Linked DNA regions of Homo sapiens: region 2 is linked to region 1. A link is an interaction called in ENCODE POLR2A ChIA-PET data of the cell type or tissue named here. Cell type or tissue: GM12878. All regions are shown on one strand. Links, peaks and the distances in the headings refer to the core of each region. The heading gives the core; the rest is flanking DNA. Region 1 has its middle 65 kb from the start of LINC01907. Region 2 has its middle 29 kb from the start of GPR55.

Region 1 (9,371 bases), core at 2,000-6,999:
ACTAAAATACTATTCAGAGCTTAAAAACAAACTGTCAAGCCATGAAAAGACAAGGAGGAAACTTAAATGCATATCACCAAGCGAAAGAAGCCAATCTGAAAAGGCCATGTACTGCATGATTCCAACTATATGACATTCTGAAAAAGGCAACACATGGAGACAGTGAAAATATCAACAGTGGCCGGGCACGGTGGCTCACGCCTGTAATCCCAGCACTTTGGGAGTCTGAGGCAGGTGGATCACCTGAGGTCAGGAGCTTAAGACCAGCCTGGTCAACATGGTGAAACCCCATCTCTACTAAAAACACAAAAAGTAACTAGGGTGGTGTTGGGTGCCTGTAATCCCAGCTACTCAGGAGGCTGAGGTAGGAGAATTGCTTGAACTCGGGAGGCGGAGGTTGCAGTGAGCCGAGATCGTGCCACTCTGCTCCGGCCTGGGCAATAGAGCAAGACTCAGTCTCAAAAAACAAAAACAAACAAACAAAAAGATTAATGCTTACCAAAGTTTAGACAGGAGAGAGAGATAAAGAGTTGGGGCCCAGAGGATTTGCAGGACAGTGAAACTAGTCTGTATGATACTATATAGTGGATACATGTTATCGTACATTTGTCTAAGCCCATAAAATGTACACCAAGAGTAAACCCTAATTTAAAACTATGGACTCTAGGTGATTATGATTATCATTGTAGGTTCGTCACTTCTAACAAATATACCCCCTAGTGGAGGATATTGACAGTGGGGGAGGTTGTACATGTGTGAGGCCATGGGGTATATGAAATATCTCTGTACATTCTGCTCAATTTTTCTGTGAACCTAAAACTGCTCTAAAAACTAAAGTTTATTTGGCCCGGTGTGGTGGCTCATGCCTGTAATCCCAGCACTTTGGGAGACCGAGTCAAGTGGATCATTTGAGGTCAGGAGTTCAAGACCAGGCTGGCCAACATCATGAGACCCTGTCTCTACTAAAAATACAAAAATTAGCTGGGCGTGGTTGCATGTGCCTGTAATCCCAGCTACTAGGAAGACTGAAGCATGAGAATCACTTGAACCAAGGAGGTGGAGGTTGCAGTTAGCCAAGATCGCACCACTGCACTCCAGCCTGGGTGTCAGAGTGAGACTCTGTCTTAAATAAATTAATAAATTAAATTTTAAAATAAAAAGTCTATTAAGGCATTAAAAAAAAAATCCTCTAACAGCTCCCACCTTGCTCAAAGTCAACACCAAAGTCATCCAAATGATCTACAAGGCCCCCTCCCTGTACTTCTGTGACCCGCTCTGGATTCATTGAAGACCTGCTTCATTGTAAGAGCGTTAGGAGGAGTGGGAGACTAAGGCTGGCCTAGTTCAGTTTCCCCGCTCCCCAGACAGGCCTGAGCAAGGGCTTGGGAGCCAGGCACTTATGTGAAAGACAAATTCAGGACCCACATATGATGGGAGTAGGAGAAAAGCCATCAGACGGCCCATTTGTGAGGGGGTGGACACGTGGGGTTCCTCCCACCGGGAACCCTCTGGGTAAGCATCTAGAACCCACCTGTGGCGGTGGGGGGCGGGGGGTGCAGGCTGCTGAGCCTCTTTGTGCTCTCTCCCATCCTTCCCTGGTTGGTGGTTGTTCCGGGGGCCATAACTGTTGGGAGTTTCTCTTTCTCCAGCTTGCAGTCCTGCAAGCCCCCATGGCATCTGAGAAAACTCCCAGGCACAGAAGGGTTGAGCCAGGCACTTGGGAAGGATGTTGCCGGATGTTGGAGACCTCCACAGCCTCTGGTGGGGAACTGCCCAAGGTCCAAGCCAGGGGGAGGGCCTATCCCGCCTCTGATGGCTGGAGGCTCTGGATATCACCAAAGATTTGAAAATTTGACTGTGTCTACAGCCATTCCACCCTGACAGAGTGAAAGTACTGCATATATTTAATAGTCTTAAGGATAAATACAGAGAGTAGTTAAAAGTATAAACAAATCAATGAGAATGCTAAACACTAGATTCAGAAATATTGTTGCCACTGAAAGAAGCGGCAGGAGATGTGGTCTAGGAAGCCTCAGTTGTATTAGTAATTCTTTTTTTTTTTTTGAGATGGAGTCTTGCTCTGTCGCCCAGGCTGAAGTGCAATGGCACGACCTCGGCTCACTGTAACCTCCGCCTCCTGGGCTCGAGCAATTCTCCTGTCTCAGCTTCCCAAGTAGCTGGGACTACAGGCACACGCCATGATATCCAGCTAATTTTTGTATTTTTAGTAGAGACGGGATTTCACCATATTGGTCAGGCTGGTCTCGAACTCCTGGCCTCAGGTGATCCACCCACCTCAGCCTCCCGAAGTGCTGGGATTACAGGCGTGAGCCACCGCACCCAGCCATTAATGTTTATTTTTTTAAGTGGCTGTTCATTATATTTTTCTCTATACATTTTTATATATTTGATGTATTACATTGTTATTTTATTATTGTTGTTATTATTATTATTTGAGACAGAGTCTCACTCTGCTGCCCACATTGAGCGCAGTGGCACAATCATGGCTCACTGCAGCCTTGACCTCCTGAGCTCAAGCAATCCTCTCACCTCAGCCTTTCAAGTAGCAGGGACTACAGGCACATGACACCACACCCAGCTAATTTTTTTTTTTTTAAGACTAAGTCTTGCTCTGTCGCCCAGGCTGAAGTACAGTGGTGTGATCTCAGCTCACTGAAACCTCCACCTCCCAGGTTCAAGCGATTCTCCTGCCTCAGGCTCCCGAGTAGCTGGGATTACAGGCACACGCCACCACGCCCAGCTGATTTTTTTGTATTTTTAGTAGGGATGGGGTTTCACCCTGTTGGCCAGGCTGGTCTTGAGCTCCTGACCTCAGGTGATCCACCCACCTCGGCCTCCTAAAGTTCTGGGATTACAGACGTGAACCACCAGGCACAGCCAGCTAATTTTTTAATTTTTGGTAGAGACAGGGTCTTACTATGTTGCCCAGGCTGGTCTTGAACCCCTGGCCCCAAGCAATCTTCCCACCTAGGCCTCCCAAAGTGCTGAGATTACAAGTGTGAGCCACTACACCCAGCCTATATAATTATTTTTAAACAAATATTTAAATTATTCAGAAAATTTTTGAAAAGGAAGAAAAATGAGAGGATTAGACTTGCTATATATAAAAGCACATTATAAAGCACAAGTAATTAAAAGTTTGTCATCAGAGCAAAAATAGACCAATCTATGAAATAAAACAGAAAGCCCAGAAATAGCCACCAAGTGCATATGGGATAAAGAATAAGAGGAAGGTATCATTTTAAATTAGTAGGGTAGGATACATGACTCAATAAATGGTCTCAGGGATATTGTTCTTACCTCCAGGATAAATTTAAGATAGATTTTTTTAATGTAATGCAAAACTTAAGTCATAAAAGAGGAAAACATATGAATTTAGTTATACTCTTGGCATAGAGAAGGCCTTTGTAGCACGATATATTCAGACACCATAAAAGGAAAATTTTGTTTCATTTTTGTCTAAATAAAAACTTTAGACTTCTTCAAGAAAAGGACAAACCAGGAGAAAGTATTTACAGATGTATGGCTACTTTACTTAAATCCAATAAAGTCTTAATAATCAACATATAAGAGATAACCCAAGTGGAAAAAAAATGGGTAAAGGAATGAATACTTGATAGGAAACAATAAAAACAGCCATTAAGCATGAAAAAAATACATAACTTTAGTAATTAAAGGAATACAGGCGACTATAGTTAATAATTTATTGTATATTTCAAGATAGCAGGCTGGGTATGGTGGCTCATGACTGTAATCCCAGCACTTTGGGAGGCTGAAGCAGGTGGATCACTGAGGCAGATCACCTGAGGCCAGGAGTTTGAGACTAGCCTGGCCAACATGGTAAAACCCTGTCTCTACAAAATATACAAAAATTAGCTGGGGGATGGTGGCGGGCACATGTAATCCCAGCTACTCGTGAGGCTAAATCAGGAGAATTGCTTGAACCTGGGAGGCGGAGGTTGGAGTGAGCCGAGATGGCGCCACTGCCCTCCAGCCTGGGTGATAGAGCAAGACTCTGTCTCAAAAAAAAAAAAAAAAATAGCTTAGAAGAGATTTGGAATGTTCCCAACACAAAGAAATGGTAAGTGTTTGAGGTGGTTGATATGCTAAGTACCATCATTAGATCATTACACATTGTATGCATGTGTAATGCTTGTAAGCATGGTAAGCCAGGCACAGTGGTGCACCTGTATTCCCAGCTGCTCTGAGGGCTGAGAAGTCACTTGAGGCTAGGAGTTTGAATCCAGCCTGAGCAACATGGTAAGTTTTAAAACTTTTTTTTTTTTTTTTGAGATAGAGTTTTGCTCTTGTTGCCCAGGCTGGAGTGCAATGGCACAATCTAGGCTCACTGACTGCAATGTCTGCCTCCCGGGTTCAAGGGATTCTCCTGCCTCAGCCTCCCGAGTAGCTGGGATTACATGTGCCCGCCACCACACCCAGCTAATTTTTTCTATTTTGAGTAGTGATGGGTTTCACCATTTTGGTCAGGCTGATCTCAAACTCCTGACCTCAGGTAATCCACCTACATCGGACTCCCAGAGTGCTGAGATTACAGCATGAGTGAGCCACCGCACCCAGCCATTTTAAAACTTTTAAAAACAAAACAGGCCAAGTGCAGTGGCTCACTCCTATAATCCCAGCACTTTGGGAGGCCGAGGCGGGTGGATCACCTGAGATCAGGGGTTCAAGACCAGCCTGGTCAACATGTTGAAACACCATCTCTACTAAAAATACAAAAATTAGCCGGGTGTGGCGGCGGGTGCCTGTAATCCCAGCTACTCAGGAGGCTGAGGCAGGAGAATCACTTGAACCTAGGAGGCAGAGGTTACAGTGAGCCAAGATCATGCCATTGCACTCCAACCTGGGCGACAAGAGTGAAACTCCTTCTCAAAGATAAAAAATAATAAAAATAAGACAAAATATCATATGTACTCCATAAACATGTACAATGTTTATGTATCAGTTTTTTTAAAGAAATGCAAATGAAAACAACTAGATACCATTTTTATTAAATCAGGTTAGCAACATTTAAATATTTGATTGGTGAGGCTGTGGGGAAAGAGGCAGTGGGAGACATAAACAAGGCAAACTCTTTAGACAGCACCTTTGCAATAGCTATGAAAATGTAAGAACGTATCCTTTGATTCACCAGTTCCAGTTCTTCAGGGTGTGCTCACATGAGACTGCAGAGAGGTTGTATACAAATGACCACACATCAGTGATTGTGATAGCAAAAATAGGAAGAGCCAACTGCCTATCAATAGGATAATAAGTGATGCTATGCAGCATTATAAAGAATAGGATGGGATGGGCGCAGTGGCTCACACCTGTAATACCAGCACTTTGGGAGGCCAAGGCAGGTGGATCACTTGAGGTCAGGAGTTCAAGACCAGCCTGACCAACATGGTGAAACCCCATTTCTACTAAAAATATAAAATTAGCCAGGCATGGTGGCACGGGCCTGTAATCCCACCTACTCAGGAGATTGAGGCAGGAGAATCGCTTGAACCCAGGAGGTGGAGAGTGCGGTGAGCCGAGATCATACCGTTGTACTCCAGCCTGGGCAACAAGAGCAAAACTCCATCTCAAAAAAAAAAAAGAATGGGTGGGTCTCTATGTGTGGGTATGGAAATTGTCCTAATGTAATTTATTACTTAATATATTAGGCTGGTGCAAAAGTAAGCATAATTACATATGAGTACATTATTTAATATATTTAATGTATTATTAAATAATGAAAGCAAAATACACAGCAGTGCCATTGCATAGTCAAATTTGTGGTTTAAGAGTTTACACGTACTAAAATACACATAACCACGGTGAAAACGCATTTGCTCTTTTGAACTTTGGCAATTCTTATTTTTAACCACATGAATGCTATATTTTTATCTTTAAAAAGCTAGTTTTTTAATGAGAAAAATGATGTAACAGATATAAAATTACTGACTTGGAACAATATTATTACCTGAAAAAAGTTGGGTTTCAAAGCAGCATGTATATGATAATCACATTTCTTTCTTTATACATCTGTAATTATTTCCATATATATTTTTGTGCATCGAAAATTGAAAGAATTTAGCCAAAATGTTCACTGTGGAAATCCCCAGCTGTCATTATTTTTCCATCTGCTTCTTTGAACTTTGTACTGTTCTATAGCAGGGTTTCTCAGCCTCAGCACTACTGGCATTTAGGACCAAATACTTTTTTGTCCCGGGGACTGTCCTGTATCTTGTAGGACGTTTTGCAACACCTCTGGCCTCTCCCTACTAGATGCCAGTAGCACCCCCACCTATGACAAATAGCATCTTTCCAGACTGTTACATGTTGCTTCTGGGGTGCAAAAATCACACCCCCCACAACCACTGGATCTACAGGAAACATGATTTGTTTATGTAATTTTAAAATGTGATTATGTAATAAAAAATAATACATTGGATAGAAATACAGATGATGATAGACAAATAGATAAATGATGGCAAGTAGATGGATGGATAGACAGATAGAAAGAAATAATGTAGGCTGGGTGCAGTGTCTCAAGCCCATAATCCCAACACATTGGGAGGCCAAGGTGGGAAGATTGCTTGAGCCCAGGAGTTCAAGACAAGCCTGGGCAACATAGTGAGTCCTTGTCTCTATGTCAAAAAATGAGACGGGAAGGCCAGGTGCGGTGGCTCACACCCGTAATCCCAGCACTTTGGGAGGGCAAGCTGGGTGGATCACTTGAGGTCAGGAGTTTGAGACCAGCCTGGCCAACATGGTGAAACCTCGTCTCTACTAAAAATACAAAGATTAGCCAGGCGTGGTGTCAGGCACCTGTAATCCCAGCTACTTCAAAGGCCAAGGCAGGAGAATCACCTGAACCCGAGAGGCAGAGGTTGCAGTGAGCTGAGATCTCGCCATTGCACTCTGGGCAACAAGAGCGAAACTCCATCTCGAAACAAACAAACAAACAAACAAAAACATGAGACGGAAGAATTGCTTGAGCCCTGGAGGTCAAGACTGCAATGAGCTGTGATCGCACCACTGCACTCCTGCCTAGGTGATGACAGGGAGACCCTGTCCCAAAAAAAGGAGAGGGAGGGAAGGGGAGGGGAGGGGAGGGAAGGAAAGAATAATATAAGAGAGAAATACACGCAGAGTATCCATTAGGAGACAGGAGGGAAGAAGCAGTTGAAACCACTCTACTGAGATTTTTTTCCTGATTTTTTTTCTAGGTCCTCTTGGAGGAGAATGAGTGACTATTCCCGAACTCACCAGAAGGTATTCATCCAAATGAGTGCCCACCATGCTACCCTTTGGAGGCTTTGCCTGTATTCTAATGATGCTGCAATAATAAAAAGTATGTTTTGTTTTGCTTTTTGAGATGGAGTCTTGCTCAGTCACCCAGGCTGGAGTGCAGAGGTGTGATCTCGGCTCACTGAAACCTCCACCTCCCAGATTCAAGCGATTCTCGTGCCTCAGCCTCCTGAGTAGCTGAGTAGCTGAGTAGGGATTACAGACGTGTGCCACCATGCCTGACCAGTAAAAATATTTTTGATACTCCTCTTTGAAATTTCTCTTCGGAATAGATAACATATATTTTTTAATAACTTCAGAAATGGTCAATATTTCTTTTAAGTAAAACTGCTGATAAGAAATAGACAAGATTGGTCAGGCATGGTGGCTCACACTCATTATCTCAGCATTTTGGGAGGCCCAGGTGGGAGGATCACTTGAGCCCGGGAATTTGAGATCAGCCTGGGCAACATAGTGAGGCCTTTTCTCTACAAAACAAATTTAAAAGTTAGCCAGGTGTGGTGGTACATGCCTGTAGTCCCAACTACTTGAGAGGGTGAGGCGGGAGGATGCAGGATTGCTGGAGCTTAGAAGTTCAAGGCTGCAGCGAGCCATGATTATGCCACTGCACTCCAGCCTGGGTGACAGAGCAAGACCCTGTCTCCAAAAAAAAAAGAAACGATTCACATAGCTTATTTTGCACAATATTGTTTTGTGGTTTTTGGTTTTGGGTTTTTGGGGTTTTTTTGTTTGTTTGTTTGTTTGTTTGTTTTTTGAGATGGAGTTTCGCTCTTGTTGCCCAGGCTGGAGTGCAATGGTGCAATCTCAGCTCACCGCAACCTCTGCTTCACGGGTTCAAGCAATTCTCCTGCCTCAGCCCACTGAGTAGATGGGATTACAGGCATGCACCACCACACCCAGCTAATTTTGTATTTTTAGTAGAGATGGGGTTTCTCCATGTTGGTCAGGCTGGTCTCAAACTCCCGATCTCAGGTGATCCACCCGCCTCAGCCTCCCAAAGTGCTGGGATTATAGGCAGGAGCCACCACGCCCAGTCACAATATTGTTTAATTTAATCATGTAATTTATTCATCACATTAAATCCAGAATTGCTTTTTTGTTTTTTTGAGACAGCGTCTCACTCTGTTGCCCAAGCTAGTGTGCAATAGTGTAATCATGGCCCACTGTAACCTTGAACTTCTAGGTTCAGGCAGTCCTCCCTCCTCAGCCTCCCCAAATAGCTGGGACTACAGGCATACACCACCACACCTGGCTAATTTTTTTTTTTTTTTTTTTTTTTGAGACGGGGTCTTGTTCTGTCGCCCAGGCTGGAGTGCAATGGTGCAATCTTCACTCATTGCAACCTCCGCCTCCTGAGTTAAAGCGATTCCCCTGCCTCAGCCCCACAAGTACCTGGGATTACAGGCACGCACCACCATGCCTGGCTAATTTTTTGTATTTTTAGTAGTAGTAGAGACAGGTTTCACCTTGTTGGCCAGGCTGATCTCGAACTCCAGACCTCGCAATCCACCCGCCTCAGCCTCCCAAAGTGCTGGGATTACAGGCATAAGCTTTTTTTTTTTTGGCGAGTCAAGACCTTACTATGTTGTTGCCCAGGCTGATCTTGAACTCCAGGCCTCAAACCATCCTCCTGCCTTAGCCTCCCAAAGTGCTGGGATTAAAGGCATGAGCCACAGTGCCTGGCTGTGAGAATAGTTTTAAGTAGATGTTTGTTGTTGTCATGAGTTCAATTGTGTCCCCAAAAAAAGATATATTGAAGCCCTAACTTCCACTACCTCAGAACATAACCGTTTTGGAAATAGGGTCACTGCAGATTAGTTAAGGCAAGGTCATACTTGAGTAGGGCGGGCCTCTAATCCAATATGGCTGATGTCCTATAAGGGAAAACTCTGTGAGCACAGACATATGCAGAGCGAAAATAATGTGAAGACACACGGGGAGAAGATGGCATGAGACTGGAGCAGTACAGCTGCAAGACAAGAAATGCCAAGGGTTGCCGGCCGGGAGTGGTGGCTCACACCTGTAATCCCAGCACTTTCGGAGGCCAAGGCGGA
Region 2 (9,371 bases), core at 1,502-6,501, 320 kb after region 1:
AGATCTGTGGAAATGTAAAAATAATGCTTCTCTTCTCACTAAATTTATTTTTTTTTTTTGAGACAAGAGTCTCGCTCTGTCACCCAGGCTGGAGTACAGTGGCACAATCTCGGCTCACTACAACCTCCGCCTCCCGGGTTCAAGCAATTCTCTGCCTCAGCCTCCCAAATAGCTGGGATTACAGGCAACCACCACCACGCCTGGCTAATTTTTCTGTATTTTTAGTAGAGACGGGGTTTCACCATGCTGGCCAGGCTGAACGCCTGACATCGTGATCCACCCTCTCGGCCTCCCCAAGTGCTGGGATTACAGGCGTGAGCCATCACGCCCAGCCAGTTTCTTTGTTTTAATTTCTAACACAGGAAACACTGATAGATATCTACATAGATAAGAGCTTTTTGAGATCCTTAACACTTTTTAAGAGTGTAAAGGGGTCCTGAAGCCACATTGTCTGGGAACCACTGGCCTGCACATGATGTGGCAGAATGCAGAGTGTGCTGGACAGACCTTGTTCAGCCCATCGCCTACCTGCCTGTCTCCCAGGCATGGCACCCAGGACAAGACGCAGAGCAATTAGAGCAATTGGCTTTTTTGTCTTTTTATCTCTTCTTGCCACTTTTATTTTCTTCTCATCTTCTCTTTCCCCTCTTTTTTGTTTTTCTCGTTTTGCTCTTCTTTCCCGCACTCCAGCCTCAGACCTCATAACGAGAGCTGCACAGATAAGGAAACCTTCTCTGCTTCACATAAGTCAAACATTTTTTCTCACATCTAAATAGAGATTCGCGACACTGGAAATAGGTTTTTCATTATTACTAATATCATTCACAAGAAGTGACATGTGTGGTGTTATGATAAGTACACACGTGTTGGCTTTTGTCCACAGTTTCTGGCTCGGAACCCCCATAGTCCCTGTTACAGTCTCGTGTTATGACAGTGGCTGTGTTAGGCCTCAGGAAACAGAATCTCTCTGGCCTTCTCCAGCTCTCCTTTCACCTGCCGCAAGGCAGGACTCGTATCTTCCCCCGCCTTTCTGATTGTGGGTCTTAAGACTCTCCCCAGAGAGGGTTCTGTCCTATGCCCTGAGAGAAGGAACGCTGACATCATGAAGCTTCCATAAAAACCCCAAGAGGACAGGGTTCAGAGAGCTTCCGGAGAGCTGAGCACACGGAGGTTCCTGGAAGCTCCATGCCCCTTCCCCTATACCTTGCCCTGTGCATCTCTTCATCAGTGTCCTTTGTAACATCCTTTAGAATCAACGGGCTAATGTGTTTCCCTGAGTTCTGTGAGTCACTCCAGCAAATTGATCAAACCCAAAGAGGGCGTTGTGGGAACCCCAACTTGAAGTTGGTCGGTCAGAAGTTCCGAAGGGCCAGACTTGTGTCTGGGTCAGGGATAGTCTTGGGACTGAGCCCTCAACCTGTGGGCTGTAAGACTATCTCCAGGTAGACAGTGTTGGAATTGAACTGGAGGACACCCCGCTGCTGTCCGCGGCTTAGTGGGACAACCCCCCACACATCTGGTCCCAGAATTCTCCTTCTGTGTTGATGATTGTTGTCGTGGTGGTGTGAGAACAGAGGAAAAACATGGTTTGGGAGTGTTTCCCTGAAACAATATGCATATTTTTAAAATATACACACGTAATCAAAGAACTAAAAATGAAAATGAGATTTTTTCATACCAACTTGGCAGAGATTTATTAGATGGCAATGCTTAGTGCTGGCAGATGTCTAGGGAAGAGGGCAGCCTATGTGGTTTCTAGAAGGCAACTTGGCAACACATACCAGGGGCCTTAAAAATAGCCTACCCTTTGACCCAGAGGAGTTCAAAAGGCTGACAGCTCCGCTTTGTACCATTCACAACTTAGAGTTGGCTGGGATCTTGACAACTGAGGGTAAGCAGGGATTTTTTTCCCTTTCATTAGGCCCAGAGAAGGTACATTTGTGGGTTTTTTGTTGTTATTGGGGTTTTTTTTTTTTTTTTTTGTGAGACAGGGTCTTGCTCTGTTGCCCAAGCTGGAGGGCAATGGCACAATCATGGCTCACTGCAACCTTAACATCCTGGGCTCAGATGATCCTCTTACCTCAGCCTCCTGAGCAGCTGGGACTACAGGTACATACCACCAGGCCCGGCTAATTTTTTTTTTTTTAATTTTTTTGCAGAAACGGGGGTCTTGCTATGTTGCCCAGGCTGGTCTCAAACTCCTGACTCAAACCATCCTCCTGCCTCAAACTCCCAAGTGCTGGGATTACAGGTGTGAGCCACCACATCCAGCAAGAGAAGGTACATTTGGAGAGGGAGGGGGGGTTACTAGACCTCAAAGATAGAGACGACATGGTCACCTGAGCTCTCATCAGGACATGTGGGCAAACCCTCCTGCAGGCAGCAGGCCAAGGCCTATAGGGACAGGGAAAGCCTGAGGGCGGGCGCAGCTTGTGTGCCAGGAGCCACAATCCTGGTGAGCACTTTGGAATGCTCCTTCTATGCTAAAGTGCTCTCTTCTTATGCCCAAGCCTTCAGTAATAATATTGGATTAAAAGGTACTACCTGGTCTTAGCAGGTGTGATCCAGAAGTCAGCTGGAGCCTGGCCGTGCCTTGAACTCTACATGAGGTTGGCTCATTGTGAGCCCAGAGGGCTAAGGAAGGCCACAGCCCTCCGTGGGATGTCCTGTTGTGTGATCTGGGGATGGCCAATGCCCTCCCAAGTTTTCTGCACATTCCCAGGGCAGGGCTGCTGACACCTCTACAGCCTCTGCTTTTCCCATGGTGCCGCTTGTCAGTTACTTGTCTACTCTTCCAGGAGTCCTATAGAGAACCCCTGCCCACAAGGTGTCATGGGCGTTTCTGAAGCTCAGGGACTGCAGAGAGACAGGGAGATTTCACATCACAGAAACACAAGCTTCCATCGGGCATCTGCACAGCTGAAATGGCCCACGGCCACCCTGTCCCCAGGGAACATCCTCAGGCCGGCCCCCACAGGAGCCAGCCTCTTGGAGGCAGGCTTCTCTCACCTTCTGCCTTCCTGGCCCTTCTCTCTCCCCCTCCTCTTTCCTTCCTTCCAGCAGCTGAAGCCTCTGCATGGTGGCCCAGGTGCTGGCCGATGTCTGCGTCCTCTGCTCCGCCATTTGCCCTAACAGTTGCCAAGGTGTTTCCCCAGCTATGAGGACCTCTGCTGCCAGTTGTCACCATGATGTTTTCCTCTGTTTCAGCTGGGCCTTGGGGAATTAGAGTGATACTTGGGTCCATCCTTGGGTGCAGTGGCTAAGGAAGCATGCGCACCCCAGAAAAGCTAGTTCCCAGGTGGCCAGAAGGAAGGAAGGAGAGGTGGCTGGCTAAAGTGACCAGCAGCAACCAGGTGGAGGTGGTGGTTGTGTGGATCCTGGAGCATTGTTAGGGGCTTCTGAGGTGGGCAGAATAATCTCCCCTGTCCCAGTATGTCTAGGTACAAATCTCAAGAACTGGTGAGTATGTTAAATTACATGGCAAATTAAGGTTGTCAATGGAATTAAGGTTGCCAATTATCCTGGATTATCCTGATAGGCCCAATGTAATCACAAAAGTTCTTGAAGGTAGAGAGTAGGGCAGAAGAGACAGAGGGATAGGATGTGAGAAGGACTCAACCCACTGTTACTGGGTTTGAAGACGGAAGAAGGGGCCATGAGCCAAGGGCTGCAGGAAGAACTGGCTCTGGAAGCTGGAAAGACAGAGAAACAGGTTCTCCTCTAGAGCCTCCAGGAGGACACAGTCCTGCCAGCACCCTGATTTTAGCCCAGTGAGACTTGTGTTGGGCTTCTAACCTACAGAACTGTAAGATAATAAATTTGTGTTATTTTAAGCCACTTAATATATGGCAATGTGTTACAGCAGGAAGGGGAAATAAACACATCTTCCCAGACACTATCAGGGGACAAGAACCTGGTAAAACCCTGTACATCCTGTGTCCCTCAGCTGATTATAAGGAGGGCATTAAAGAGCAGGATCTCCTAGGAAACTGGAGAGGCTGGAAGCATCCAGCATACACATCTGTCCAGTGTGGATCTTCTTAAAAACCAGGAGCATGAGTAGGTGTGAGTCTGCACACGGCCAGGAGATGAAGGCTGGCAGTCCCCTCCACCTCCCCGGTCTCCTGGAACCACCTTCCTGGTGGGGGATCCCCAAGGCGAGTCCTCAGCCTGAGAGGCTCCAAGGTCTGATGAGCAGGCCTGTGGAGCAAGCTTATGTTAGCTGAGCTCATTCTGGAAACCACAGCTTCCCACTGGCTTCTGATCAACGGACCTTGTCTTGCCCAGGAAGCCAAATCGTAACAGAGGGCTTCTGAGCAAGTTCCGAGATGCAAAGGTTTCACAGCCCTGGCTATGCAGCCCCGTAATCGTGCCCACAACAGCTGCCCCTGGCATCAGGTGGACCACGTGCATCCTTGCACCTGGTCTCCTTGCCCCTTCCCCTGACACAGTGTAGATGGCACTGCCAACACCCCATCCAAGCCAGAACTTTCTCTGTGTTTCCACAGTGACAGAGCCAAGCCCCTGCTCTGGGCTGGCTATCATTCTGTGTCCTGAAGAGGACTCGGCTTAACTCTCTTCTAGTTCATTTTCTGTTGGATTTAAAGCTTGGCTTTCAGACTTCAGTCTTAGTTCCCTCCTTTCCATGCCACTGGCCGAAGCCTCCCGGCCTTAAACTTTTTATTTTTAATTTTTGTGGGTAATAGTAGATGTATATATTTATGGGGTACATGAGATTTTGATATAGGCATACAATGTGTAATAATCACATCAGGGTAAATGAGGTATCCATCAACTAAAGCATTCATCCTTTGTGTTACAAATAGTCCAGTTATACTCTTTTAGTTATTTTCAAATGTACAATTAAATTATTATTGACTATAGTCACCCTGTTGTGCTATCAAATACTAGATCTTATTTATTCTTTCTGTTTTTTTGTACCCACTAACCAAGGCCAATGATCATTACTTTAATAAATGCTTTCTTGAAGGTGTTAGTGTTTTTTAAGCATTCAATTTAGTTTGTGTTTGGAATTCAAAGTTAGCAAATATGGCTTCCATGCCACTTGCACTCTTTCAAAAAAGTCATGACAGACATCACTAATCAATTACTGTACTCTTTCTCCCTGAGCCTGGAGTGTCCCAGGAATCCTTAATATAGTCTTCTAAGCAATCCTCATCCAACAATTGGAATTGGCAAGTGAAAAGAAACTAACATGTCATCCCTTGATGCAATTACAGTTAGGGACAGAGTCATCTTTTGAATTCCTCCCACTATGTTTATCCCTTTACTATGTGACAGTAATCTGTCACCAAGAGCTAGCATCCCAACTCATATACCATTTCTGTGAAATTATGATCTCCATCTACTTTGAGTGGCAAAGAAAAGAATAATTCACAATCCACTGTTGAAATTTTGTCAGATAATACAAACAACAAATGTTGTTAGCTGTCTAATTATTTTGTGTTATTTCCTTAAGGAAATTTCTCCTCATTTTTACCCAGTAGAAAGGTCTTGACTTCCTATTTTCCATGTCTCCTTGATGTGACAGCATATCTGAGTCCTTGTTATGGGCACACGTGACAGTGCATCAGATGCTCTCAGGAAAGAAAGTGGCTTTCACACAGATTCCTTGCTCACCTTAACATAACTGTACAGAATTCCCACAACACAGACACAGGCTTTTCTCACCTTACATTCTCTCCAGCCTGTTAAGACAGTTCCAGTGACTAAATCTGGTAGCACATTAGCAGTATCACTACTCAAGGGCCTATTAAACATCAGCTCAATGGAAACTTCTTAGAATTGTAAAGCAAATCAAATACAATTCAAATGTAGAGAAGGATTACACTTAAATGGTAGACCATAAAGGAGACTCATATGGGAAAACACAGCCAGAAAAGATTATGCCAGTGTCTTTTTGTTTTGTTTTGTTTTGTTTTGTTTGAGACGGGGTCTCATTCCATTGCCCAGGCTGGAGTGTGCCTGCAGTGGTGTGATCACGGCTCACTGCAGCCTTGACCTCCCGGGCTCAAGCAATCCTCCCACCTCAGTCCCCTGAGTAGCTGGGACTACAGGCGTGTGCCACCACATCTGGCTAATTTTAAATTGTTTTGTAGAGTCAGGGTCTCACTATATTGCCCAGGTTGGTCTCAAGCTCCTGGCCTCAAGTGATCCTCCCTCCTCAGCCTCCCAAAGTGCTGAGATTATAGGCATGAGCCACCATGCCCAACTACACCAGTGTCTTTAAACTAGAGGATTCCTAATTCTCCTTAGGAGAATCCCAATAGCTAGGACAGTGGGAGGTCTTGTTCTAACATTTACCTGAAAGCAGGATTTTATTCCCAAATTTATTTTATTTACTTTATTTATTTATTTATTTATTTATTTGAGATAGAGTCTCACTCTGTTGCCCAGGCTGGAGTGCAGTGGTGAAATCTCAGCTCACTGCGACCTCTGCCTCCTGGGTTCAAGCAATTTTCCTGCCCCAGCCTCCCGAGTACCTGGGACTACAGACATGCACCACCACACCCAGCTAATTTTTTGTATTTTTAGTAGAGTTGGCAGTTTCACCATGTTGGCCAGGCTGGTCTCAAACTCCTGACCTCAAGTGATCCACCCGCCTCCAGCCTCCCAAAGTGTTGGGATTATAGGCATGAGCCACCACTCCTGGCAATCTTTTAATTTTTTTAAATATCAAACTTGCAGAAAAGTTGAAAATCAGTTAAACAAACACCCAATTACCCTTCACTAAATATATATACATTTTTGCTGAAGCGTTTGGAGTAAGTTGCAGACATATGCTCACTTCACCCCTAAATACTTCACCTGCAGCTCCTAAAAGAAGAACATTCCTTACATAACCCAATACCATGATCACAATGAAGAAATTTAACATTTAACATGGATACAATAATATTATCTCATAATCTGTATTTTAAAAAAATCTTTATCTTGCATTTAATCAGGGTTCATGTGTTGTATTTGACTGTTTAATACCTTTTCATCTAGAGCTGTCTCCCTACCTTTTTTCGTCTTTCATGACGTTGACATTCTTGGAGAGCCTAACGGACTATTCTGGAATCTCTATTTGCCTAATTACTGCCTCATGATGTAATTCAGATTAACCTTTTTTTTTTTTTCAGTTCTAAGATCCCCCTGTGGATGCCTGAAACTGCAGAGAGTACCAAGCCTGACTGCCGCCAATCAGAAGTAGTTTCTGTTCAGGTCTTCCACCCACGAATGTAATGCCTTTTTCGTCTTAACTAAGCACTTATCACGCACTGTGGTCATCACTTTTGCAGTCTGAGGTACAACAGCAAAACCAGCACACATTCTTTTTCTTTCTTTACAATTTCAGAATTAGAAATTTTATTCTGACCATAGATTTTTGGCAATCTCAGCAAATGATTTTGTTTCTTGAGAACTTTTGCCTTTTCGCTTAAAGGAAGCACTTGAGGTCTTCTCTTTGGCATATCCGAATTGCTGGCATCACTACGCTTGTGCTTTGGGGACATTATTTAGTAAAATAAGGGTTCCTTGAACACCGGCACTGCGATACCATGACAGTCGATCACTGACGGCCGGTGGTGTCTCCAGCATGGATACGCGGGACAGAGGGATGATTCACCTCCTGAGCAGGATGGAGCGGGACAGCGAGAGATTTCACTGCGCTGCTCAGAACAGCGCGTGATTTAAAACTTGTGAATTTGGGCGGGACGGGGAGGGGCGCGGCTGGCCGGTCTTCCTTCTCCCGCGGCGCCGGCGGTGCTGGGCGGGTGGAGGCGGGGAGTCGTCCCCGTGGCCGCCGCTCCGGAGCCCGGCGAGCCCGCGAAGGGGAAGCTCTTTAAGCTCCTAGGCATTTCAGGTGTTGAAAATATTCCCTGTGCCCGGGATTCAATATTGTATGGTTCATTAGGATCTGTTGTGGCTGGCTTTGGACTTTTTTTTTGTTAACTAGTAGAATTAGAAAATCATGTGATGTTGGAGTAGGAGGATTTATCTTGGTGACTTTGGGATGCTGGTTTCATTGTAGGTATAATTATGCAAAGCAAAGAATCCAGGAAAGAATTGCCAGAGAAGGAATTAAAAATAAGATATTATGTGAAAGTACCCATCTTGATCCTGAAAGAAAAGAAACCAAGGGCAACAGCAGCAATTGAACAATCTTGAGCATAGAAATCAGACTCCCTGAAGTCAGTGTGAACAAAGCTAAGCTCAACCACATAAAACATTTTATGTACAATAAGCTCTCAATCAAGTAAATAAAGTTTAAGTTGTAATAAATAAAGAAAGAAAGGAAGAAAATTTTTGAATTATTTGTGGAGTTTTAAATTTAACATTTTCAGGCTGTGGCTAAAACTCAGGATAGTGAAACCACACATAAGAGAGTACTACTGTTATCACATCAGCAGGCATATAATGTTAGTCTCATTATTTGTAAACCTAACTTTAAAAAATTTTTTTAAATGTTTATGGGTACAATGTAGGTGTATATATTTATGGGATATATGAGATGTTTTGATACAGACATGCAATTGTAAAATCATGGAGAATGGGGTATCCATCCCCCTCAAGCATTTATCCTCTGTGTTACAAACATTCCAATTATACTCTTTTAGTTATTGTTAAATGTTCATTTCAGTTATTATTGACTATAGTCACCCTGTTGTGCTATCAAAAGTAGGTCTTATTCATTCTTTCTATTTGTTGTACCCATTAACCATTCCTACCTCCCTCTGACAGTGCCCCCACCCCTGCAACCACCACCACTCCCCTTCCCACACTCTGGTAACCATCCTAACTGTCTACCTCCATGAGTTCGATTGTTTCCATTTTTAGATCCTACAAGTAAGTGAGAACATGCAATGTTTGTCTTTTATTTTATAAACCTAATTTCGATCATTTAGTTAAGGTGATGTCCAAAAGATCTCTCCACTGTAATTAACACATAATCTGCAAAATGGTAGTTTGGTAATGTGTAAATATCCCATACCCAAGGACCTCTCACCCTATGGCCTTAGCACCCATTGACCATATTTTCTGAATCAGTTATAACGAGGGTCTTTACAAAATAGTGATAATCTATTTCTATCATTCTTTCTATCTTTATTAGCCGGCATTCTTCCATGAAGACAAGCTGAAATCTTGGTTTATAACTGTCATAAATCACATTTCAAGCAGCAGGAACTCTCCCACTGGAAATACAATGAGAAGTACAGTGTGCTGTGTGAGGTCACAGCAGTTCCAAAAATGGAAATCAGCATAGCTTTGGTTCCTACTTTTCTTCCTCCTCCTCACACTTTTTCTCCTCCAGCTGCTCCATTTATCGAATACTTTGTTGCCAGTGTTGTGGTTTAAGGGCTTCCAAC

The links. Peaks named below come from ENCODE experiments on the same cell type or tissue, not always from the same donor. Only the 100,000 strongest peaks of a DNase experiment are listed, where the experiment ranks them.
Region 2: POLR2A ChIA-PET joins it to region 1 with 5 read pairs; 1 of 35 experiments calls an interaction of 5 or more read pairs at or near these places.

What each region holds. Positions count from the first base shown.
Region 1 is chr2:230,630,936-230,640,306 of GRCh38, forward strand. No RefSeq gene overlaps it. Among named protein-coding and RNA genes, the nearest start is that of LINC01907, 65 kb to the right of the region's middle. In GM12878, for the core only: no CTCF peak of the experiment used is centred there; no DNase peak of the experiment used is centred there; H3K27ac peaks cover 1,078 bases.
Region 2 is chr2:230,949,793-230,959,163 of GRCh38, forward strand. It overlaps a transcript of GPR55 not described here and the pseudogene COX20P2. Among named protein-coding and RNA genes, the nearest start is that of GPR55, 29 kb to the left of the region's middle. RefSeq lists enhancers at 267-316, 527-596, 787-836, 967-1,026 and a silencer at 7,776-7,875. In GM12878, for the core only: no CTCF peak of the experiment used is centred there; a DNase peak (open chromatin) is centred at 4,241; H3K27ac peaks cover 5,000 bases.